Regions from separate parts of the Homo sapiens genome. Here regions 2 and 3 are each linked to region 1. The links are chromatin loops, found by intact Hi-C in ENCODE. Cell type or tissue: heart right ventricle. All regions are shown on one strand.

Evidence for each region. A loop is a pair of places that touch in the nucleus more often than their neighbours do. Peaks named below come from ENCODE experiments on the same cell type or tissue, not always from the same donor. Only the 100,000 strongest peaks of a DNase experiment are listed, where the experiment ranks them.
Region 2: a loop joins it to region 1, with 5 times the contacts of the local background. A loop is called at or near these places in 8 of 110 quality-filtered maps.
Region 3: it touches region 1 in a loop (5-fold over the local background); 12 of 110 quality-filtered maps call a loop at or near these places.

The regions. Positions count from the first base shown.
Region 1 is chr17:34,439,950-34,447,949 of GRCh38, reverse strand. No RefSeq gene overlaps it. Among named protein-coding and RNA genes, the nearest start is that of CCL1, 81 kb to the right of the region's middle. RefSeq lists enhancers at 2,579-3,079, 3,483-3,982. In heart right ventricle, a CTCF peak has its summit at 3,890 (motif pointing left); no DNase peak of the experiment used is centred here; H3K27ac peaks cover 343 bases; H3K27me3 peaks cover 622 bases.
Region 2 is chr17:34,633,815-34,641,814 of GRCh38, reverse strand. TMEM132E (transmembrane protein 132E) reads right to left here. Exons shown (of 9, transcript NM_001304438.2): 7 at 6,728-7,016; 8 at 5,617-5,808; 9 at 2,497-4,638. The coding sequence ends at 3,583. Among named protein-coding and RNA genes, the nearest start is that of TMEM132E, 58 kb to the right of the region's middle. In heart right ventricle, CTCF peaks have their summits at 3,179 and 3,379 (motif pointing right); a DNase peak (open chromatin) is centred at 3,394; H3K4me3 peaks cover 799 bases; H3K27me3 peaks cover 7,034 bases.
Region 3 is chr17:34,515,288-34,523,287 of GRCh38, reverse strand. No RefSeq gene overlaps it. Among named protein-coding and RNA genes, the nearest start is that of TMEM132E-DT, 60 kb to the left of the region's middle. In heart right ventricle, a CTCF peak has its summit at 3,790 (motif pointing right); no DNase peak of the experiment used is centred here; H3K27me3 peaks cover 3,761 bases.

The sequences.
Region 1 (8,000 bases):
ACCCAGAGAAGGTAAGTGGCCATGCCTGAGTATCACAGCAAGAATGAACAGAGCCAAGATTCCTCCCTGTCATCTCTCCACAATTTCTTTCCTTAAGTCTTGTTACCAAGCGCTTCCTTAGACTGAATCAAAGTCTCCTCTGAGGCCAATCGTTCTGCAGTCATTGGCCCTCACCCCTTTCCCTGTCTATTCCCTTTCCCTGGGGCAACCTTGCCACAGTGGAAGGGGGTGGCCTCCCTAGGCCACCAGCTGAGGGAAGCAGTTGGAAAGGCTGGCATGGAAGCAGTGGCTCGAGAGTGCCAGGCCAGAAACCAGCAGAAATGGGCTCGAGGCCAGTGTCTGTCACTTATGAGTCCTGTGAACTTGCACCTGTCACCTGTCTTCCTAGGGCCACACCAGCAAAGCAGGAAGTGCAAACTCCTGAGCCACTGGCCCCATCCAGAAAATGGGGCTGACAACTCTCAAAGTACTATCAGGTGAGATGACATACAATAAAGGACTGTGCAGACCTCAAAGGGCTGTGCATAAGGATCATAAAGCTTGGAGGAGAGGCTTGGTCCAGACATTCACCTCATCTCTTCCTGGGCTTTAGCCTGAGCTTGCTTCCCCTAATCTCTCCATTTCTATAAAAACAGCTGCTCTTTTTGGCCTTCCCCATGGGATACTAACCAGAGCAGACCAACCACAGCATGGGAAGCCTCACTAACATGCTCCATGGTAGTTTATTTGGATTCAAGAGCTATGAAATGAGACATAATGATGGATCAGCTTGAACAAGGACAGGGAGATAAGGGTCTCTTCTGTATCCTGTTTTCCTGGGAATTTGGAGGCAAGGGGCCGGGGCTTCTGTCTGGCTGGAATGGTAGGGATCCTGACCTCTTGCTCCTTTGTGAAGTAGAGGAGCCCCTCAAGAGCATCCATCCCATCTGCTCAGGAAAAGCTGAGCACCCTAAGACAGGAGAATGTGGGAAGTCCCATAGGATCTCTTCCTTAGGGAAAGGCCAGGGAGGGGAATGGGAGTGGGAGAGAGAGACAGAGGTTGGCAGAGTAGGACAGGTCCCCTTGTCCTGGGCCTAGAGTGGGGTAGCCATGTTCAGGAAACCCTGCCACCTGAGGCCCAAGTCAGGACAAGATTCTCAGGGCAGGAATACTCAAAGTGGGGAAGGGAGAGAAGCTGACCCTCTGGCTCTCTTGATTCTCACCCTTCCCAAATCACAGCCAATGTCCTTGGCACACCAGCCTCCCCTGGGGTGAAACCCCTTGGGTCCCAGGGGGAGCAGACACCGTTTGGCCTGCACATCTTAGGATAATTTTTTTTAATTTAAAATTATTCCTTTCCTTTTTAATGTCCAGGACACCAAAGTAGCAGGTTGAGTTCTGCTTTAAGAGGAAATTTTCTGCATAATCTGGGCCCTAAGACTCTTCTTGGAAAGCCAGAAAGGCTCAGTAATGGGAGCCAAACAGGGGAAGGGGAGGGATGTGTGGTCCACATAGAATTTACACTTTTCTTTGATATTTTCCCCAATTTTTGGAAGCTCAGATGCACCAAATTTGAGTAATTATCATCTTTGTTACACTCTCCTCATTGGGCCATGTTTGGTCCTATTTTTCTTTCATTCATCCATTTGCACATGATAACAATGCAATAAGTGCCCCCAACTCACCTCCTAACATAAAAGGAGAGTCCTTGACAATGATTGACACTTAATTGTGTGGCTTCCTCCTGCCTGTCCCATCTCCCTGCCTTTCCCCACCCAAGGTAACCATCATTCTGAATCCTGCCTTTTCTTAGCTTTCTTTTGAATGCACATATTTTATTGTATCTAAATATTTTCCAGTTGCCTTGAATTTTTGCTAATCCCCAGCCACTGCCCCTTTTGGGGCACTTGTCGTTACAGAATGCAGGAAATGAGATATGGGTCGCTCCATTATTTTTAGCTGCAATGAAACTTGTTACTGAAAGCACCTTGGGCTCCAGTGTTCTCTGAAGGGGAGGGCCCAGAATGGGAGGGAAATTCCTCATCTGAAGAGGCCAGCTAGCATCCAGAGAAGCCACTATTTAGGAAGTAGTGGGAAGGTTGTGCTTTGCTGGGCAGTGTTTAGAAGGTGGGCTCATTGAGTACGCCCCTCCTTCAAACCCTCACTTAATCTAGCCTTATCTGCAGCCTGGAGCCTCGCAAAACTAGCATATCCTCCCTAGATTGCTCAACCCTGGCAGAGCTGTTCCCCAGAAACCCTGGGTCTGGGAGGCCCAAATTTCTTCTCAGTATTCCCAGCCAATTTCTGCCCTCTTGAGGGTGCAGAGAAGGTGCTTATCAGGGGATTGGGGCTGCTGCCTAAGCTGTGATTACTGGGATAGAAGGGTGGCCCTGATGGTGTGTCCTGGGCCAGCGTGGCACAGACTTCCACTCCTGCTGCCTCGCTGCCAGCGTGCCAGCCCCAGGACCTCCATGGTGCTCATCTTGGATCTCCCCTTTGTGGCTTCTCAGACCAAGAACCAATTTTATCCATGAGTGAGCCTATATAATCATTTTCCGGTCTTGTCCACTGCTTGGGGAGGCTCCAGTGGGGGTGGGGACGGAAGCTGCTTGGACTGCAGAGGGTGGAGGGACAGGTCTGGCCTCAGTGGCGGGACAGCTGCCACTTCCTGCTGGAGGTGTCCAATCCTCTCCTGGCTGGCCGGCTCATGTCCCGCATGTTTTCCACGAGGAAACGGAGGCATTCATCAGCCCGAGTGAGGTCACTTTCAAGCCACTGTCAGAATCTCCTTCCCGATTACATTTTTGCCCTTAATGGATTTGGGGTGGAGCCCTGGTGAGGAGCACCTTCCCTGTGCACCCCCTCTCTCCCAGGATGAGTGTTGGGGCAGGGGAGAGGCACTCTGCCCAGAGCTTGGGATGCTACAGTGGGCCCAGAAATCTGAAGACCCTCTGAGCTCTCTAAAGCAGTCCCAACCAATCCAAATGCCATTATTTGTTATCAATTACAATCAGAGTCCCTGGAGACAGCCCCACCCTACACTTATTGATGGGGAAACTAAGACCCAGAAAGGGACAGTCACTCAGTTAAGCTTTCCCCAAACTGGTCTTCTGGCAGGACACACCTAGCTGTCACCCCTGCCTCCTCTCTTACCAGCTGCTGTCACTCGCTTTGGGCCCTGCAGCCTTGTACACATTTCCTCTGTGGGGGATAAGTCTTCCTAGACAAATCTGTTATCCTGGAGGGCCCCACGTCGCACAGGATAAGCACAGGGGTTGGCACTGATGGGTTGGGGTTCAATGCCTACCTCTGCCTCTTATTTACTATGTGACCTGGAGTGCATGATCCAACCTCTCCAAGTCTGTCTCTTTATCTAGAGAAAAACAAAGGTGCTGATAATAAAGTCTATCTTTCAGGCATGTTGTGAAGCTTGAATGAGATGTGACAACAGACCAACACAGTGTGTGGCACATGCTAAACAGTCAAGAAATCCTAGTGGTCAAGATTGTCACTGAGCCGGGGTGGGCTCCTATTCATCCTTCACAACCCTGCCAAGGCATTGCCTCCTCAGTGAAGCCTTCCCTGATGACCCCACACACAGACCTGAAGACTCTTGGGACCCTCACTGCTGCAGCTTCATTTTGGGCATGAATCACTTTCTGTTACCATTAATTTACATGTTTATTGTCTCTGCTGGAATGTGACCTTCGAAGGGAAGAGATATCTGTGTCATTCTCTGTTGGTGGGGCCAGAGCTGAGCAGAGGTGTCTCAGTGGTAGGCATCGAGTGGGGTCACTTTGGCTTGTTCATATCCCACCTCCCCAAGCCGGGGCTCCTCTCTTGTCCTTCTCTAAGTCCAATAAGCAGGCCCATTCTTCAGGGACTCTGTCTGCATTTGGTGGCCTTGGCTGCCCTCTCCTGACCACAGAGGGCAGAACTGCACCTGGGGTGAGGGTGAGGTTGGGGCTGGGGCAGAGAGGCAGGGAATTTGGGGGCATTAGCAGGAGGGCATTGGCCGAGCGAGGGTTCTACGTTCCTCTGTGTCTTGGGTCTCAGACCCTCTGAGCCCACAGGGGTAACCAGCAGAAGACTGTGTCGTAGGGGTGGGGAGGAGGCTCTGGAAGGGCTTATCCTCCTGTGAAAAGCCAGCCTTGCATGGCTCACAGGGGACCAACTCTAAAGATGATGCCAGCCCAGCTCACCCCGAAGCCGACCTCCCTAGCAGGCAGCCTCTGAGAATGACCCCTGGGACACACGGTATCACACACAGGTACCAGGGCTGGCTCACCAGCTCACTGCCTCACGATTATCTCCTGCCTTCCTTAGGGAGTGTGACAGATTGAAAGAAGATGGTTCCAGCTAAGAGAGTCCTATAATTATCAACTGCGGATTATTTTAATTAAAATGCTTTGCATCCTCAGTTCTTAATTTCTAAAATGATTATAAATGTTATTATTAAAGAAAAATCCTTGAAGTGAGATCCATAAATCTCCGCCTGTGCTGAGATGACAGGGCGAGCTGGTGCAGCAGAGGAGACCCAGCCTGGGACTGTGACTCCAGGGAAAGGGAGGGAGGAAGAGAGGAGAAGGGAGGGGAGAGAGGTTGGGAGAAAGAAAATGGAGGAAGGGTGAACTTAGGGGGTTCCACGTGCACCCCTCCCACTCCACCTTCTAGCATTTGGGACTGAGAAATCAGAGCAGATCTGGGTTTGGAACTTGCCTCTGCTGTTTGCTGTGTGAGTTTGGGCGTGTCAAGAAACCTCTCTGAGCTTGGAGTGTCTCATCTTTAAAATGAAAATAATTGCTAATTGCTGTCTGGTAGAACTATTTTGAGGCATGTCAATAACATGCATAAAGCACTTGTCATAGAGTAGCTACACTGTAGCAATTGTGATTAGCTCCACCCCCACGCTCAGGAGGGTTCTTGCCAGTCCTCTGTTGCTTTATAGCTCCATCCTTTGGCTGTCACAGGCTCATGACAGGTGTCTATCCCTCCCACTCCAGAGTGCTGAGGAGGGGATCGCAGAGGCATGATTGCTGCCAGCCCCAGTCTGGCACCAAGGGTGGCACCCTTAGGTTCCAGCAGCCTCCCGTCACAGTGGGTAGGGCCGGAGGAGAAGAGGCCAGCACTGTCACTTGAAACACAAGGAATTGCAGGCCCAGATAGGAAACTGTCTAGCCCAAGGTCATCCAGCAAATTGCTGGCAGGTCGTTTTACCCATTTTAGCAGATGGCTAAAGCCTGCCTCTTGTATTTATTTTAAGCCTATCTTTTTAATGACTGAGAACCAGGAGATGACGCCAATGGTGACATTGATGAGGCAGAGAAGGAAAGGGGTTGTCAGCATGGAGGTGGAGTAACCCAGCGCTGGCCTGGGGGTCAGGACACCTGGACTCTGCCCTGAGCTCTCTCCAGTCCTGGCTGCTCTGTGACCTTGGGCTGATCCCTTCTCTTCCCGGACCTTTGTTCCCTCCTCAGTGAAATGGGGATGGTAATCACTGCCCCGCTGACCTCTCAGGCTGGTGTTGAGGATTGTCTGAGATGATGGATCTGAAAGTGCTTTGTAAGCAGGAAAGCGTGAAGCAAATGTAGGAGATTATTAACATTAATATTAATGAACTCGCTCATGGTTGGCTACTGGCCACAGAAAAGAGAATGTTGGGAGTCTGGGGAAGATGAACTTTTCCAAGCCTCTGTAGGGTTTGCAGAGGAGTCGGGGATGACAATTCTCTGCATGATCATTTCTTAAACTCCTGTAGATACAAGTACTTGAGGAAAAATCTCTTGAGATTTTCAGCCAGGGAAACTGGTAATGGGTGCAGAGTGTACTAGGAGCAGGTATAGGAGGGGCCTCTCTCCCCCTGGCAGGGGCAGTGACAGAGAACACTCACTTTCTTATCTAAAGACTGATCTCTGGGCTCAGGAGGCATCTAGGATTGAGGGCTGAGCTGCCTTCTTGGACCCCACTGAAGGTAGTGGGGTTTCCTTCTCTATTCACATCCCCTCTACTTTCCTTAGAAGACTAACTCATGCTTCCTTGGGAAAATTGCCGGGTGGAAGAGATGAGGACAAAGGCCGGCTCTCGTTCCCTCTCCCTCCTCCTCCTCTCCCCATACACCCGCAAGTGATTGAGCCTTGCTTCTATAGCTGTAGCTGTGCATAGAGTTCATTTGCATCCTGGGTCATCCATCCATCCATCTGTCCATCTGTCCATCCATCCATCCATCCATCCATCCATCCATCCCTCCATCCATCTGTCCATCCAGTCATCCATCCAACCATATGTTCAGTAAGGCTTTGTTAAAGTCTAAGATATGCCAGGACCTGGACCCATAGGTGAATGAGACCCTGTCCCTGTGGTTAGGGCTCAAAGGCTGCTGCAGGATCCAGATGACGGACCTGCAAACAGGCCACTATACTACCTGCCAAGATTTGGTGCTATGGGAACATACTGGAGCCTGGGGATGAGGGGAGAGTTGTAGGAGAGATTTCCTGGGGGAAGTTGTGTCTAAGCTGAACCTCAAGGGAGGATGTGCATGCTCATGCCCTCATTACTTAGCTCACATGGAAAATTCCAGTTTCTTGTCTCATAGAAGAAGGAGGCGTAGATCCGTGAGGCTTGGAGGAACTCTGCTTGTGGAGAGAGTCCCAAGGAGATGCAGTACCTGATGATATAAAGCCTTCCACAGCTTCTGCCCGTAGAGCTTGGGAGTCAGAATCCCAAGAGGGACTTTGAACACCAGCTCTGCCTCAAACAGACTGTGCCCTCAGGCCTCCTCCCTAAAGATGGGAGCAGATCGCAAGGATCTAAGAGCTGCTTGTGAACAGCACTCCAGAAAGGGTAAAACATATTGTCATTCCTTATCATTGTGCTGTTCAGCTGCTGGAGGTGTTTTGGTATACCCAGCAGGACTGAGGCTTGGAGAGCTCTGCTGGAGTTTCTTTCAATATTTGTTTAATTTGTACCAATCATGAGGTTTAAGAATGTGAAGATCTACAAGATGTCTTTGCATTATATGTGCAGTGTGTGTGTGTGTGTGTTTGTGTGTGTGTGAGAGAGAGAGAGAAGAGAGAGAGAGAGAGAATGAGGCCTGAATGCTCACTTAGGACTGCAAGGAGCTCTGTGTGTGTGAAGTCCCCAGTGCACATATGCAGACTGGTGTGCACATACCCACACACTTCCTTCTGTCCCACAGCATCACCACACCCTTGACAATTCATGTTACCCCATCCCCTGACTGCCCTGGAGTAGCCCCAACTCACACTCACTTTGTTTCCAGGTATCTATCTCATTGGCACCTCAGAGCTAACATCCTGTTCCATGTAGTACAAACTTAAATGCAGACTTAGCAAATTACCCATCTATGCAAATGGCCCTATTCTAAGTAGACTTTGATGAGTGCTAGAATAAGGAGCCCAAATTCTGCACAGTGTGAGGGAGAGAATATTCTGGGGGGATTCTGGAGGGAGAGAGCATTTTAGCTGATTGCTGAAGGATGTTGGGTTTTTGCATGAGCAAAAATAAAGAGGCAGGATCGGGTATGGTGAGCGTTGGGAATGGCAGTGCTGAGAGCGGGTAGAGGGGGTTGTGCGGTGAGGGCTGTTGACGGTTGGTTGGGTGCCAGCTGGTGCCAGGTGCTGTGATGGTCATTCCATAAGGCCAGCAGCACCCAGAGAGTGGCTGGCTTTGGCTGCCAAGTGGAGCCATTGTGATGGGGAGTGTGCCTGAGCCTGGTGCCGAGGCCAGGGGAAAGCAGACCTGGGCCTCAGGGTGGTGGATCTGCAGTCGTGTGCTCAGTGGGCCTGGGGGCAGCTCAGAGGCTGGGGGCAGTGAAGCCTATTAGGAGGGGGCTGGGTCAGCTCAGGAGAAAGGCAGTGGGGAGGGCCGTGGGGACAGAATAAAAAGAGAAAGGGAGCATGGTGCGGTGGCTCACGCCTGTAATCCCAGCACTTTGGGAGGCCGAGGTGGGCGGATCACAAGCTCAGGAGATCGAGACCATCCTGGCTAACATGGTGAAACCC
Region 2 (8,000 bases), 190 kb before region 1:
GGGTCAGGAGTTGGCGTTTCTTGCAATTGCTTCTGAGTTCTCGCATTTGGACAGGGGGTGAGGGATGAGGAGAGAGGGACACAAATTACAGGACAGGGCAGCAGGCATGGCTCTGGCTCTGTTCCGAGTTTGTTGTGTGCCTTTGGGCCAATTGCTCCTCCTCTCTAGGTCCTCGTCTCCCTGTTTGTGAAACCCTGGGTGCCTGCAAAAAGCATTCCACTTTTCTCCTTGGGGTGGCCTGGTCTCCGAAGCTTATCTGGGAAAGAGATCTCTGCAGCCAAGCAGCTCATGTCTCCTCCTCATCGTCCCTGTGTGGGATGTATAGTTGCCGAATTCTGCAGCCGAATACCAGTTTGCTCCCAGCTCTCTGTACCTACTGCTCTGGCTCAGGGCCTCATGCTTTCTGCTGCAGCATCCTCTTAACCGATCCTCTTTCCCCTCCATCATTCCTTCCTTCACAAGAGCTAAACCTCATGTCTGAGCCTGATTCCCATCCTTGCTGGACCGATCACCCTCTCTGGTCTCTGCGCCTTTGCATGTGTGTTTTCTGTGCTTCCCCTCTCACCAGGGACTCATGTTCCAGGCATAGGGAAAGCAAGTGCAAAGTCAGGCAGCAAAACACAGGGTGTGGAGTCTGTAACTTCTGTCCTCCTTACCGGACTGTCCCTGGCCTTGTCCTCAGCAAACTCAGCTTCAGTTGTCTTCTCCTCTCCTCCTTTGTGCCCTGTCAACCCAGGGTAAAGGTCTGTCATCATCCCAGATGACAGTGGGCAGATGACTTGTCCATCTTCCTTACGGGGCTGGGGGCTCCTTGAGGACGGATCCACAGTTTTGCTTCCCAGACTCCCCATCAGGGTCCAGGGTGTAGCAGGAGCTTAATGCACTGAAGAAACAAATGCTCCATGTTCCAAGTTTCACAGCAGCAACCCACCCCACCTGGCACACTTCCCCAACGTAAGGTATTCTTCCTCAACTCACATCCCTGCCCTCCTCATCTCTCTCTTATAAGAACTCCAAGGGGATGAGGTGATGAACCTCAAGTAAGGTGGTAGAGTGTGCAAAATCCCCCAATATGGGATAATGTGAAAGCCATTTAGAGTTTGCATTTGGACTTAATTTGGTAGGCAATCATTTGTTGAGCACTTGCTGATTCCAGGCACCAGGTTAAGCACAAGCGGGTTAAAAAATGACTGAGACCCCCATACCCTTCCAGGAGTATGTAGTCAGGGCAGTGTTTGAATGGCAGATATCTGTTGTTCTGGGAGCTCAAGGAGACCCCCCCCCCGCCCCCGCGCCAAGCTCCCCTGTGGTTCTGCTTTGGGCTCAGCTTTCTGGTAGCTCCTTACTTGCTGCTGAGTTGCACCTGTTCTTTGTTGCTAAACGTATCTTGGGCACAGCTGGTCAGTCTCTAGTCTTCCTTTCAGACCTATGCCTTGCCTGAAAATTAAGACCTGGTTGTGCCAAAGTCCATTCATTGATATCCTCTACGCGCAGCTGTCTGTACTAGGCATGCTGTCTGCGGGAGCTGTGCAGAGTGCTTTCCATACATGATCCTATTTAATCCTCACAACCACCCTAGGCTGCACCATCAGCTGAGCAGATGATTGTGGGAGGCCAGGCTTCCTTCCAGAGTGGGGAACAGCATGTCTGGGCAGGTGCCAGTGTAGCCCCAGTTCTGCTGCTGGCTGCTTCTGGGACACATGCTGGTTAGTGTTCCTTTCCTTTCCAAAAGTGGCTGCCAGAGCCACCTGTCTATGGGCACTGGAGGCTGGCCAGGTAGCCTTGGCTGAGCTCCTGCCCCTCTCAGGCCTGAGCTCCTGTGCCCCCTAGGCTGCTGCCTGTGCTGGGGTGTGGGCTCCCAGGGCCTCATGACAGGCTGTGTGCACACTCACAGGTCAAGTGTGGCATAAGATGCAGCTAGTCCGCGGCCCACTGGTGGGGAGGGGCACCCCAACATGCCTGTGCTCTCTCCTGCCTGGTTTCTAACATGTAGATCCCCAGGCTTTCTCCATCAGCCGCAAGGGGGAGAGAAGGGAGGATTCCCTGAGAGGTGGTTACAGGGAGGGCCACCTCTGAGAGGTGGGCAGTGAAGGAAGCTGAAGTAACTCAGGTAGGCACACCAACCCTCTCACCTCTCTCCTTAGTTTTCTGTGCCCCCCAGAAGACCTTTCTCTGCAGTCCCGAGGCCTGCCCTTCCCTCCCCTGAGCCAATCAGAACAGAGCCTTAGAGGAAGCACCTCTTTATAAGGGCACATTTGTGGGTCAGCGGATTCTTCATCCCTTGACCTGGGCATCCCAAAGTACCAGAGGGTCTTAAAGGACCTGCATGTTGGGGGAGGAAGAGCGGGACCACAGCCTGGTCTAGCCGAGTTTTGGTCTCATGTCATGTAGTGTGCCCACAGTGTGTGAGTGTGTGTGTGTGCATGTGTGCACTTGCTTGTGTATGTGTGTATGTTTGCCCATGCACATAAGGAAGAGACAGAGCCAGCCACCATGTACTCTCTGTTCATGGGAGCTGCTGCCCCCACCTCCAGTCTGACCGCTTCCATTTATTTAAGAAAAATCCGACACAGTGGTGGGTAGAACCCGAGAGAAAAATGGCTGTGGGATGGGGTAGGGGCGACACTGGCTCCCTTCTGCATTTGCCCACCCTGAAGTCCCTCACAGCATTCCCTGGTGCCCTCTACTCCCCTCCCGGGTTCCGTCTTGTGGGGCATAGGTGGCTGCCTGCCCTGTGCTGCAGAGGGAAGTCGCAGTCAGCAGGGTGACGGGTGGCTAAGGCGTAGTAGTGTTGACCTTGCTGTGGGGGACGGGGAAGGCAAGGAGGTCCCCAGGCCTCTGGCTCTGGGGTGTGATTTGGCTAGAGATGGATCCAGGACTCTTTCCCCTTTAGGTCCCTGCCCAAAGCCCTTGGGGCAGAGGTGGGAGTCCTGAGAACTCAGGAAGGTGCCTGGCTTGGCACCAGACCTCTCTGTAGAGTCAGCTCCCAGGTCCTGGGAGGCACCCGAATGCCAGCAGATGCTACAACTGTCCCCCTAACCCCCAGATATTTCGTCCACAGCAAGATCCTTGGCAGGGCAGGCAGCTGCCACCTCCCCACCCTGCAGGACAGAAATCCCTGAATATTAGTTTGAGGAAAGTCTTTGTGCAGCCTGTGACACAAGACCCCCACAGAACCCCCTGCACAGGGGGACGACACGGGGGACGGGAGGCGGGCCCGGGACACAGCGTGGGCCCACCTGACCCCAAGCTGGACCTCCTTGCCTCACTCTTGGGGCAGGGGGTTGCTTAAGATGGGAGGAGGTTTGGAAAGGGCAGAACAGAGGCTGGGGTTGCTTTCCTCCTTACGAGCCACTGGAGGAAGAGCCCTCCACCTGCAGGGGGCAGAAGAGGGTAATGGCGTGAGGCGAGGGAAGGCCCAGACACTGAGGCGGCCCGCTCCGCACGGAGCCAAGCTGCAGGGGCAGGGAGTACAAAATCAATTCAGCCGCCCAGAGTCAGTGTGAACCGGGGTCCCGGCTGTGTCCTACCCCGAGCTGACCCCGTTGGGGGGGGGGGTCCCTGCTACTCCGGCTGGCGCCTCTATGCAATCTCTTTGATTCTGCGCATGTAATTGTGCAGGTCCGGGGGTGCAGTGGGCCGCGTGGGGCCCGCCACATCCGGGCAGCCCCAACCCAGGTCCTCTTCCTCCTCCTCGTCCTCTTCGCCCGCGGGCACCGAGTCATAGGCCAGCTCCTCTGACGGCAGCGTGGTGAAGGTGGTGAACTTGACCCGCTTGCGCTTGGAGGTGGGCGAGCTGGCGGGGTCCTCGGCTTGGTCTCGGGCTGAGCCGCCCGAGGAGCCGTCGCCCCTGCCGTGCACCTGGCTCTGGACGCTGGTCTGCGAGCTGCCGCTGCTGTGGTGGTCGCCGTGGCAGAAGGCGGGCACGGTTTCCAGCGGGTTGCCTGCTGGCGGCGACAGCTCTCCTTGCACCCGCAGCGGCTGCCCGTTGCCCAGGAACACCCAGTGGTGAGAGTGGTCCATGCTGGTCTGGCCCTCGGGCGGGATGCGCTTGTGCCGGTAGCGCAGCACAAAAACGATGCAGTTGATGAGGAAGACGAGGATGGCGAGGCAGAAGACGCCCAGCAGCGCGTACATGCCGATCTCCAGGTCTGTCAGACCCCGTGGCACCTGCAGGAAGCCGGTGGGCAGCGGCAGGAAGTCTTCTGTGGGTGGCACGACGGGGCTGGCGGTGCCCGGGCCTGGAGCCTCCGGTGCGGGTAGCGCAGAGCCCGGCGGGCCAGCTCCCCGGGCCTCGTCCTCGCCCCCGCCGGGCCCTGGTTGGCTGGGGCCCGGGTAGTCATAAGTGGGGTCCTCCTCGTCCCTCCCAAAGTGCACCCGCAGGCCCACAGGGGTCGTGGCGAGCACACTCTTGCGTTTGGTTTTCTGGCAGCTCTCAGCGATGGTTAGCTCTGCGCGAAGCAGCTCCCCTGACCCCTCGGCCTCAGCCACTACCAGAGGGAAGGCCCGGTCCTGGGTCACAGTGGCCACATGCTCATCCAGGCTGCTCACTAGCAGTCCATAGTCTCGTGGGCTGTAGAGGGAGAGTGGGGCTGTGGTGCCATCACTGTAGGAGAGCCAGAGGCTCAGTAGGGCTTCCTGGAGGAGAAGGAGAAGGAGGGGATAGGAGTCAAAGAGCTGGTTCAGCTGGCTTCCTGCTAGATCCTGGGCTCTGTAGGGGCAGGGACCACGGGTCTCTGGCTCCCTGCTGTATTCTCAGCACTGGAACTGTGCCTGTGACCTGTGGCGGGCATTCAGGAACTACTGTTCAAGTGAGAGTCCTCCTCACAGGGTGTGGGGAGGGTAAATCCCAGACCATGGCATCCAGGCCTCATACTGCTCTGAGGATGCCCTTGTCCACTTCACCCTTCTCCCCTGGATAACCTAAAGGTAAGTTTTGCCTTGGGTCTAATTCAAGTCCCTTCTGCTGCTGGAATAGCTCCATATCTCCATGCCTAACCTTGGGCTTACCCCCATCAGACAACAGGCTGTTGAGAATACACACCCCCTCCCCACTTCTGCCTGTTGGCTAAAACCTTCTGAGGATTGCCCTCCCTCCAGATGAGGAAGCAGGGTTCAGAGAGAAGTGATTGCCTTGGGGTGATGGAGTGAGTTAGGGACAGAGGACCCGTGTCCTAACTCCGGGCTCAGCACTTGATGCTCACCTCCTCACTCCCCAGGACTCTCACCTGTCACCTCCTCACTCCCCAGGACTCTCATCTGTCACCTTTCCACTTTCATCCTGTGGCTATGCCTGTGGTGTATACTTGGGGCTCCAGAGTTGAGTGAGGGTACTTCCTGGGGGTGATGTGGAGGTGACAGCCCTCTGTGAATCCAGGAGGGAGACCCTCAGAGGGAACATCTCAGGTGGCAAGAGCAGCAAGCAAGACCTTGCTCTGACCTCCCATGTAGATGTTGTGGCCATAGGGTGGGCAGTTGTGCAGGGCATGGAGGGCAGAGATCCTCCATTTCCTAAAGCCCTAATATGGGGACTCTTGGTGCTAGGGCAAAGCAGAGCCCCCAAGTTCTCCTTCCATACCACCAACTCCCTGGCTGGTGGGCCAAGGAGCCAGTTACCTGCTTGAGGAAGCTCAAGGTCTGTTGGGCAGCTGTGGTGGCTAGGATGGTGTGGCTGCTCCCAGGGCTGGGCCGCAGGGAGAGGGCCAGGCTGGCCACCACCTGGGCCTGAAGCTGTGTGATGCTGACCTTCTCCTCAGTCACCGTCAGCAGCGTCTCCCCGAGCACAGCCTCCGTCAGCGGAGACACCACCTGAGGCAGAGCGGGACCGGGGTGGGAGAGAACCAGGAAAGCACACCCCCCTGCCCAAGACCCCCAGCTAGGGAGAAATCCCAGCACTGCTGGAAGAGGGGCCTGAAGGGTGAGGCAGGCTGGGAGGCAGGACTTCGCAGCTCTGCCTCAGGTCTGCAACCAGGAACCAGTGTCCAGAGGTCATGAGAGGGTCGGGGGCTCACAGGAGCCAGGCGGGAACACAAATGAGAGAGGTGGGCCAATTCTAAGGAAAACAACAACCCCCGCATGGTGACTAGTAGCAATTGATGTGCAACCTCAATGTCAGGGAGACAAAAGGGAGTGGCGACAACTTAGAAAATGAGGGAACTCATTCTCGTGTATAGGAGGCACCAATACTGGCTTTAGCTGATTGTTACCAGATTCATTTTTTGTGAAACCAGAAATCTCTATATATTTTTTAAATGAGAAATCTCCCAATTTAAAACACATTGGATCAATTGTTTTACAAAGAAGATATGTCTGCAGGCAGATTCTAGCCCACAGATCACAACAGTTTCTTAGGTAGATGATTTCTATCCAGACACCCAATTGTCAGGGTAGAAACAAGTCAGGAAAGGTCAAAGTTGAGTTCCTAGATCACCAAATGCACCTTCCTGGACTCTAGGCTGGCTGACTCTCACCTGCTCCCCCTCTGCTCTCAGGGAGGGGTCTGCTTGAGTCACCCACACTGAGGATTGATAAAGGTTGATACAACTTGGAGTGAGAACTTTTACCAAGATGAAGCTAAAAGAGCCTGACCTTGGAATTTCAGACAAGGGGCAGGCAGGGAAGAGTGTTCTGGGGGCCAGTTGGGGTTAGGAAAATCTGAGTTCTGCACCCACAGGTAAATAAGGCTCCCGACACTGCCCCTTTGTGCTGGGACAGAGCCCATACCTACCTTAAAGGGGGTGGTGCCTGGCTCCAGTCCTGCCAGCGTGCTGCTGTCCACCATGTGTGCCACTCGGGGATCGCCCACCCGCATGAAGTCACTGACTAGGTCGGTGACCTCCACCAGCCAGTCCGGGCCTAACATGGTGACCACCTGGTCAGTGCCCTCGGATGATGTCGTGTGGAACTGGGTGAAGACCTGCAGGGTGGCATGCTGGTACTGCAGGGTGCAGCCACGGCTTGCACTCTGCCGCCGCTCCTCCTCCTCCTCATCCTCATCCTCGCTTTCCCGGACTGACCTGGGGTGGGGACATGCCATGCTGAAGGCTTCTCACCTGGACTCTGACCTGCACAGTACACACCCCGCACCCTTGCCCTGTTGGGTCCTCCCAGCTTCCCAGAAGCTCTGCAAAAGCAAGCTTCCTCTATGGCTCATGCCTTCCATCTCTAAGTTGGGAACCAGGAGTCCCAGCCTTTTCTCTCCTAGAAAAGTACATTCTTGACCCTACCTCCTGTCCCTCTCTGCCTCTTCTTGGCTTAAGCCAAGCCTAGGAATAGCTGGCGTCAAATCCTAACAGCAACTGCTGCCTCTTCTTCAGTACTAAGTTTGTGCCTGGCACTGTTCTAAGCTCTAACCTGGAGCAAATGTGATCCTTCTTACAGAATGCCAGAAATCTTAGCTGAATTGTGTCCTGCAGTTGTGTGGAAACTAAGCAGGACCTGTAGGTGATGAACTCGGACATTTAACTGAGGAGATTTCCAAGCAAGGTGTGGAAATCGTGGCCTGGTTTCCTCTTGCTGCTTTTAGTCAAATGTGAGAGGAGAGAGACACATAAATAAACTGTTAAGCAAAAGGGAACCTGGACTTGATGATTTGGGAAATTCTCAGCCTGTGCACGTTGCAAAAAATGCTAAAATTGAGAGGTTTACTGCCAGGAAGGTGTGCTTTGGTGAGAAAGCCAAGTGTTTTTCTCTGTAGCTAGTGCTTTGTTAGTGTACTGGAGGATCAAGCAACCAGAATATTCATTCACACAGAGCATTCTTTTACCTGGGTTCATTAATTTATTCCTCACAAAAATCCTATGAGGCAGGTGTTATTGTGCCCATTTTACAGATACGGAGATGGAGGCACAGAGTGGTTATGTAAGTAGCCCAAGTTTACACAGCTAGTAAATAGCAGAGGCAGGACTTAAACCAGGCTGTCTGGCTTCAGAGTCCGCTACATCCTTGCTACTCAAAGCAGTATCGCTATCACCCAGGAGCTGGTGAGAAATGCAGAATCA
Region 3 (8,000 bases), 75 kb before region 1:
CAAATATTTATAACTATTATGGGGCCTCATTCCTTACCTAGGGCTTCCACTCCTGCCCTCTTCAAATTACTCTCTACAAAGCAGCTCCAGGAGGCTGCATCAGATTTAAATCAGAGCATGTCCCTGGCTCAAAACCCTCCAATGTGTTTCCATTGTAAGTGAAATCCACAGCCCTTTTGCAGCCTATGGTCTACAAGGCCCTGCATTATGTGCCTCTGCCTTCCTCACTAACCCCATTTCCTAGACACCCACCTCCCACATTTCAGTGACACTGGTTTCCATTCTGCCTGAACAAGCTAAGCTCCTTTCTGCTTCAAGACTTAGTATTGCTATTCTCTCTGCCAGGAACACACTCCCTTCATCTCCTTGCTTGGTCATTCTTTATCACTGAGACCATAGCTCGAATGCCACTTATTCAGATTTTCCCTGAACTCCTAGCTTATGTAGTATCCTCACCCCAGCCACCCTCTCTTCCAACACTCCTCCAATTTTCTGCATAGTTATTATCAGAAATAATCTAGTTTCTCTACCTGTTTACCTTGACACTGCTGGTCTCCTTCACTGGAATGCAAGCTTGCTCAGGGAAGGATCTTGCTATTCATTGCTAGATATAACATTCAGAACAAGATTCTGACCCATAAATATTTGTGGAATGAATAAATGCATGCATGGAGACCCATTGTACAGATGGGAACATCTAGGCACAAGTAGCTTGCTGGCTGAGGAGTCTGTGGCTCTAGGCCTCCAGCCCCGCCCACCTCTTCTTCCTTGCTTTGGCTCCCATCCTTCCTTTCCCACCCACCCCTCCCTCTTGTGTGGTGCCAGAGTACTCCTTTCTCTCCTCAGCAGCCTGGGCTGGGAAGGGTCGGCTGAGCTGGTGAACACAGGCGAGCAGCTGCAGAAGCATCGCAGGAAGTGAGAGAGATCCTGGTCCTGGGGGAGCGTTAAACTCCTGACTTCAGGGGGAGGTGAGAAACAGGCAGTTGTCTCCGCCTGCTTGGAGCAGGAGGAAGGCTCTTCTCCTGGTGTTATTGATGGATCAGATGCAGAACTGCAGATTATGCTTCCTGCACGGGCTTCCGTGCCCACCTCGTGCAGAGCACCCAGGCCCCAGGAGGAAAGATGCTCACCAAGGAGTGGTTGGCCTGCTCGCTTGCTCACTCCCACCCCAGGATTTATGGTGCTGCCCTTGAGCAGGAGTCTCTGATGGAGATATACCGGCCTGCTTTTCTGCCGGAAGTGGGCCCTTCCGATGAATCTGAGCGGTGACTGTAGCAGCCACCATGCAGGAGGCAGGAGATCTACGGCCCTCTCTCCTGGCCCTCTACCCTCCTGCCCATCCGGCCCACAACCACTTAGCCTGGAAAGAAAGGCCCTGACCCTCTTGGTCCCTGTGCAATAATAACCCTTGGCAGCTGAAGGACGGCACTACCTAGCTCCCTCCTGCTGAGCTCCTGAGAGGACAGCTGGCTGCCAATCAGTGGTGTAAGTGGCTGCACATTACCAAGCATCAGCTGCTCTTGTGGTGCTGTCCACTCCCAACAGCAAATCCTATGATGGACCAAATGTGGAACCCCAGAACTTGTGCCTAGATTTTCCCATCTGTGCAATGGGTCTCCATGCATTTATTCATTCAACAAATAGATACGTGTCAGGTCTTGTTCTGAGTATGGTATCTGGCAATGAACAGACAAGGTCCTGCCCTGAGCAAGCAGGCGGGGCTGGGGTGGGGGGACTCACATGTACTGATGGCCCCTTCCAAGTGCCAGGCATGCGCCACATGCTGCCTGTTCACCTCTGTCAGTCCCCTCGGCAGCTTTGAGAAGTGAGCGCTGTTGGCTCTCGTTTACAGACACAGAAACTGAGGCTCGGGAGGGGAAGGAGGGGCTTTGCTTGAGTGCCATGAGCATGCGTCGCTAGTTAATTTTTCTGTCAACCCTAAGAGGTAGGGCCTACACATTGTTACTGCCTCTTAGAGATTAGGGGCTTGAACCTCCATGTGGGGACAGAAAGGATGGGGAAGAAAGGATGGGAGCAGCTATTTGTAGAGCCTTTTGTACCAGACACCGTTAAGTTCTTTATGTGTGTTTTATCATTGTCACAGTGAGTCTAGAAGGTAGGTGGGTACTTATATTCTCATTTGATTAATGAAAACTAGGGCTCAGAGGGGTTTGGTAACAGCGGGGGCTGGGGAGAGTTATCCTCTTTCTGCATCTCACAACCAGGCCAGCTGGGATGCTTCTTCAGGACCACACTGTTCAACATCTGCTGGCAGGAGGGGAGTGGTGGCCTTCATTTTTAAAGACCAGGAACGCTGCACCCCTTTCCCTACCTCTCATTGTTGCCTCCTGCCGCACTACCTCCAGCCTTCCTCAGGCCAGGGGGACGAGGAGGTGATGTCTTCTGGCCTAAGCGGGCAGGAATGTCTTGGCGGCCTCCCTGTGATTTCCCTCTGCTCAGTCAGAGTCTGTCACACTGTCTCCTCCCCTCCTACCAGACTGTGCCAGCCCTGGGAGACTTATGGAAAGACACTTTGATCACAGGAGCCCAGGGGAGCTGTAGCAAGTGGGAAAGTAAGATAGCGAGAACATGCAGGTGAGAGTTTTCTATCCAAAGCCGGATCAGAGATTCCTGTTCCCTGCGGTTATGCGGGGACTTGCCACTGTCAGGCAGCAGTGACCAATACAGATACAGACAGCAGGGGCATGACCAACACAGATACAGACAGCAGGGGCAATGTGTAAGCCTGTCATTAGCAGAGGTCATTAGGCCACTGGGGAGGCCTTCTATGGCTTGGCTGTCACTGCTCTGCCATAGTCATCACTTTTTTTGGGGAGAACCAAACCTCGCCTTTACTCCTTGTCACCCCATCGGCTCACTGGAATCACAACATCAGAGCCAGAAGAGCCCCTAGAGATCATCTTCTTCACCCCTTTGGTAATGGACAGGGAAACCGAGGCCAGGGGTGAGTTATTTGCCCAAGTCACGTGGTTTCCCAGTGGCAATGCTGAGATTAGGATTTGGAGCCCTGGTTTTCTGGGCAGGATTCTTTCCATGACAGGAGAGGAAGTCTGGGGTAGTAGTTAAGTACACAAGCTTTGGGAGCAGAAAGATCTAGGCTCACATGCAGGCCCAGCCCCTGGCTTGCTGCTGTATGACCTGGGAGGGTCTCAACCTCTCTCTTTCATCACTGGATGCACATGGATCAGGACCGTTGTGCGACCTAAATGAGAGGTGTACCTAGGAAGAATTGGGTAATGTTTACTGCTATCACCACTGTCATTGCTGTTGGGGCTTCATGCTCCAGGCAAAGCAGACAAGGAGCCACTGCATGAGTGTGGGGGGAGGTGGGTGCAGAGTGCACAGGGCAGGCAGCCTCCTCCCAGAGAGTCTGGGTCCGTTTCAAGGGCCTGGACTTCTTAAGGGTGCTAAACTCCCAGGAGGGTCAGATACCTGACATAGAGGCTCTTATTTATTCCTCCCAACAGCTCTGTGAATTGAGTGGAACTATCCCTATTTTACAGATGAAATTTACAAAACCAAGGTCCAGAAAGTTTCAGCAACTTACCGCATTTCCCAGTTGGTGAGAGGTAGGGCAGTATCGCAACCCTGGGACTCCTTAGTTTTTTCTGCTCCACCAGTGGCACCTGAGACCAGCCTCGCTGTGCTTGCAGGGCATGAGATGGGCGGCTGACTCAGCTTAGAACCTTCAGAGATGCTGAACCCCACCCTGTCCTGGCCTGGATGGGGGCCCCCATCTCTCTGGGCTGTCTCCTGGGCTAAGCTGTGTCCAGCTTCACCCAACAGAGGGCGCTAAGGCCCTGGTTCTCTGGCCAAGTCCTGGACCACCAGGTTCTGCCTGGTTTCCATGGAGACAGGTGGGGTTGAGTCGCCCCAAGATGGTGCTAAGGTGAGAACGCGCTCTCTTTTCTTCCTCTGCTGCTGCCTGTGCTGTTGATATTCTTGACTTAGGTCAGCTTGGGAGTTTTGGCTTGGGAATAACACAAAATAAAACAGGATGGAGTTTCATAGTAAATTACTTTAATTTTTATGGTGCTGTGTGCCCTGTTTCCTGACAAAGTAACTCTATATTTAATAGTTTACAAGTAGAATTTTTCTCTTTGGGTGTTTTGGTTCTCCATGCCCCCACGCTGTCACTTTATCCCTGCATGCCCTCCTCCTTCTAGCCTCCATTCGAATGATTACAGCCCCAGAGAAGAAGCTCAGAAACCATGGAATCCACCTCAAATGTTACAGCAAGGAGCCTGGGAGCCCAGAGGGGTGGTGCCTGGGCCCAGGTCACACTGGGGGTTGGTGGCTGACTCTCAGAGGCAGGATTTGATTCCAGGATCCATCTGGGATCCAGAGGCCCCACGGCTGCTGGCAGGATATGCAAATGGGTAGCAGGCTCAGCCCAAGTTTGGGGGTGCCTAGTCTCTAAGAGTGAGCAGAGGCCTAAGGGCCTGTTCTCAGAGCTGACCATCAGGTCTGTGATGTCCTCAACTCACTTTCCCTAGTGCCAAGGCAGAGTTGGGGAGCCCACCCTTCTACCCCACTCCACCTTTATTCAGATTATCCTTCTGGGACCCCCTGTCCTGCCACCTTTGTTCTCAAAGTTCACATTTATTGGGAGGGAGGTCCCTTTGAGGTCACCTTTGAGGTTCTTGGTAAACTTATCTCTATTAAAAGGCTGGGGTTGTGGGATTGGATCCCCTAGTAAGGTACTAGCACACTTAAAAACTGCTAGGCTGGGTGGAAGGGAGGAGAGGCCTCCAGCAGCCTCAGAGTCCCCAGGGATATCCTGGGCCCCGTATTCACCTGGCTGCACCCCTCCATTCCTGCAACTCCAGGGAGCTAGCGCTACTTGCGAGTCATTAGATGAGGTGTTTGAAATGCGCATTCCTCCAGGTGTGCCAGCACCAGCAGCATCACCTGGGAGTTGGTTAGAAATGCACACATTTGGGCCCTACTCCAGACCTACTGAATCAATGTCTGCTGGACAACGATATCCAAGGGTGATTGCTTGCATGTTGGTATTTAAGAAGGGCTATTTGAAACCGCACCTTGAATCTTCATCCATCCCCATTTAACAGATGCAGACACTGAAGCCAGGGCAGTTAAATGGGCAACCCCAGGTCATGGCGTTAATAAGTCACAGGGCTTGGGTTCAGATTCCACCCTTTCTGATGCCAGAGGACTTTGGAGGATGGGAGGTTTTCAACAGAACAAGATGGGGGAGAAGCGCCTTTGGGAAAAAGGGACAGCTTGAGCATGGAAACATGAGACAGTGAGGCTGAGGGAAAGTGTTGTGATGGGGGTGAATTTAGGAAGTGGATTGGTTACCTGGAAAGGGGCCTTGGCTCTCCTCTGGTAGGTAATGGAGAGCTATTATCTGGGAACAAGAGAGTTCATTGAGCCTGTAGGTCCTGCCTTGCAGGTGAAGTTGGGGCTGAGATACATCCTTGGGACATTTTCTTAAGGGCCCTGGCTACAACTCCATTCTGGCCTCATACCTGAATTATCTAGCTCTGTGAGAGTGAAGCAGAGGAGTAAGTGGGCAGGCCTCTGGGGGCTTGGACTGCAAGGAGCCAGGTGGGGACCATGGGAGGAGCTCTGGATGGGCAGGCAGGTTCATGAGCCCTGAGTCACCTCTTCTCCAGTGGAAACACCTGCAATGCCCTTATCTAGATCTTGAGGGCTTGGTTACCAGTTCCTGTGCCACACTGAGCCGCCTCTGTGGATGTGCTTCCATGTGTCACTACTCTGCCCAAAGCATGGGGCTCAGGATGGACCCCCACCATAGATCCTGCCTGATTAGAGAGACCAGGCTATCTGCCTTCTTCCTGGGTCTGGGCACTCTACATCTAGTAATGTAACCTAACTCTAGCATTTTTAGCAATGGATTCATTGTAGGGAGTATTGGCATCAAGTACAGTGGAAGGAGCCGTGGGCTCAAAAGCAGGAGACTCAGGTTCTACCTATTTCCTCCATTCTTGTCCCACAAGTCAGCTCAGACATAGGACCACTTTTCCCATTCCTCACTCTCTTCCAGTCACCTCATTGCCACCCTCCACCTCAATCAGCATCCTCACAAATGATGGCACTTCCTAAATCAAATTCTTTCAGAGCCAGAAGCTCATGTCCTCTTTAGGGAAACCCAGTGGTGAGATAGGTCAGATTTGCTGTCCCCATTTTACAGATGGGAAGATGGCAGCCAATGAAGGTTAAGGAAGTGACTTACCCTAAAACCACACAGCAAACAAGGGCTTAGGCCAGAAACCCGGGCTCTTGACTTTGAATCTACAGCTTTAAAATCTTGAGGATTTTTAATAGTTTGTCTTGGGATACCTCCTAGAATGTGAAACCCTGGGCTCAGGACTTGAGTCTGTGTGCCTGGTGCTGAGCCCTGGGGCTGGCACCTGGCAGGTATTCAGGAGTTGTGAAACTGCTTGTGTCTTATGTCCCCTGCCCTGGGCCTAGCACAGTAGGAGGCCCTGATGAGGATGTATTCAGTGGATGTCCAAGTGCTGACCAGAGCAGCTTCATGCCTGTCCCAGTCACCTCTGACACCTCACATGCCCCTTCTTATTCCCTGTCTTTGGGAAGCCTCTTTTCTACTCTCTTTCTTTTCCCTGTTTCTAGTATTCTGCTATTTTCTTGCTGTGCTGAATACCCCTCCTTCCAGACGTGACTTTCCTCCAAGATTCCTCCTTCTGACCCAGGGCATAAGGCATACATGGGTGGGTACCCAAAGTGATGGTAGGTCTCATGGGATGGGGCCACTTTGAGCTGCTTTCGGGCCCTACTTCTATTTGTGGCCAGTCTGTTTCTCAATGTGGGGACAGCCTGGAATGGAAGGAGCCCTGGCTGGCAGCCTCTGCTCCTTTCACACTGGGTGACCTTGCACAGTAGTCAAGATATGTGTTCTGGAATAAGCCTTTCCAGGCTTGAATTCTGTTTTTGCTTCCTGTTAGCTGCATGATCTGGGACAAGTTACTTCACTTCTCTGAACCTTAGTTTCCTCATCTTTTAAACAGGGGAATAATAGTACCTGCTCCATAGGATTTTAGAGGCTTAAAGAAGTTAAGACCCCAAAGTACTTAGAAATAGCTTAACATACGTTGACTATTACAATAATTTGGGCCTCAGTTTCCCCGCCTGTACAATGAAGGGGTTATGCTTGCTGCTCTCTAAGGTTCCTCTGCCTCTGACATTCCAGAATTTAAGCTCTGGGCAGTCATGAGCTCTGCTTAGTTCTCTCCTTTTGTGGAATTCTCAGTGCAGGGTCATGTGCAAGATTAGTAAATAAATGAATAAAGGAATAAAGAGTGCCTTTCATTTGCGCAGTGTTGACTAATTTTCAAAGTGCTTTCTCATCCATTAATTATCTCAATCGAGTCTCATGCAGGCCTGCGACGTAAGCAGCCCAGGGATTATTACTGTCATTTCAGATGAAGAACAAGAGCTTCCGAGAGGCAAAGTGACTTGCCCAAGGTCATACAGTTATTTGATGTCGGATGAGAAGAGGTGGCAAAGAGAAGCTGAAAGAGAAAGGAAGGCTGGAAAAGGTGGGGGTGAGCCTGGGCAGTCTGGGTAACAGAAAAAGTGGAATTTGGCTGTATTTGCCAAAGCCAACTTTAGAGTTTTGGGGTGTTTCTTCCTGCTTTAGGGTTTCTTGAGTATTTGACTTCTTGGGAGTTTTCCTCCTTCTACTGTGACTAGGTCAGTGGCTGGGGCTCAGTCTAGCCTTTGGATAGAAATTAGCAACATCTTTGGCAGCATTTGTAGAGATGTGGTGCTCAGAGCAAAGGAGGTGATAACCCACTCTGTGCAGGACACCAGGGTTCAGTCCTAGGCACTGCACTTTGAGATGGCCTTTGACACACTAGAGGTGGGTGATGGAGAGTCTGAACTTTGAGCCATCTGGAACAAAGTTGAAGGAGCTGGACATAGAGACGAAAAGACTGGAGAGTTTCTGCACTGTTTTGACGTATTAAAAG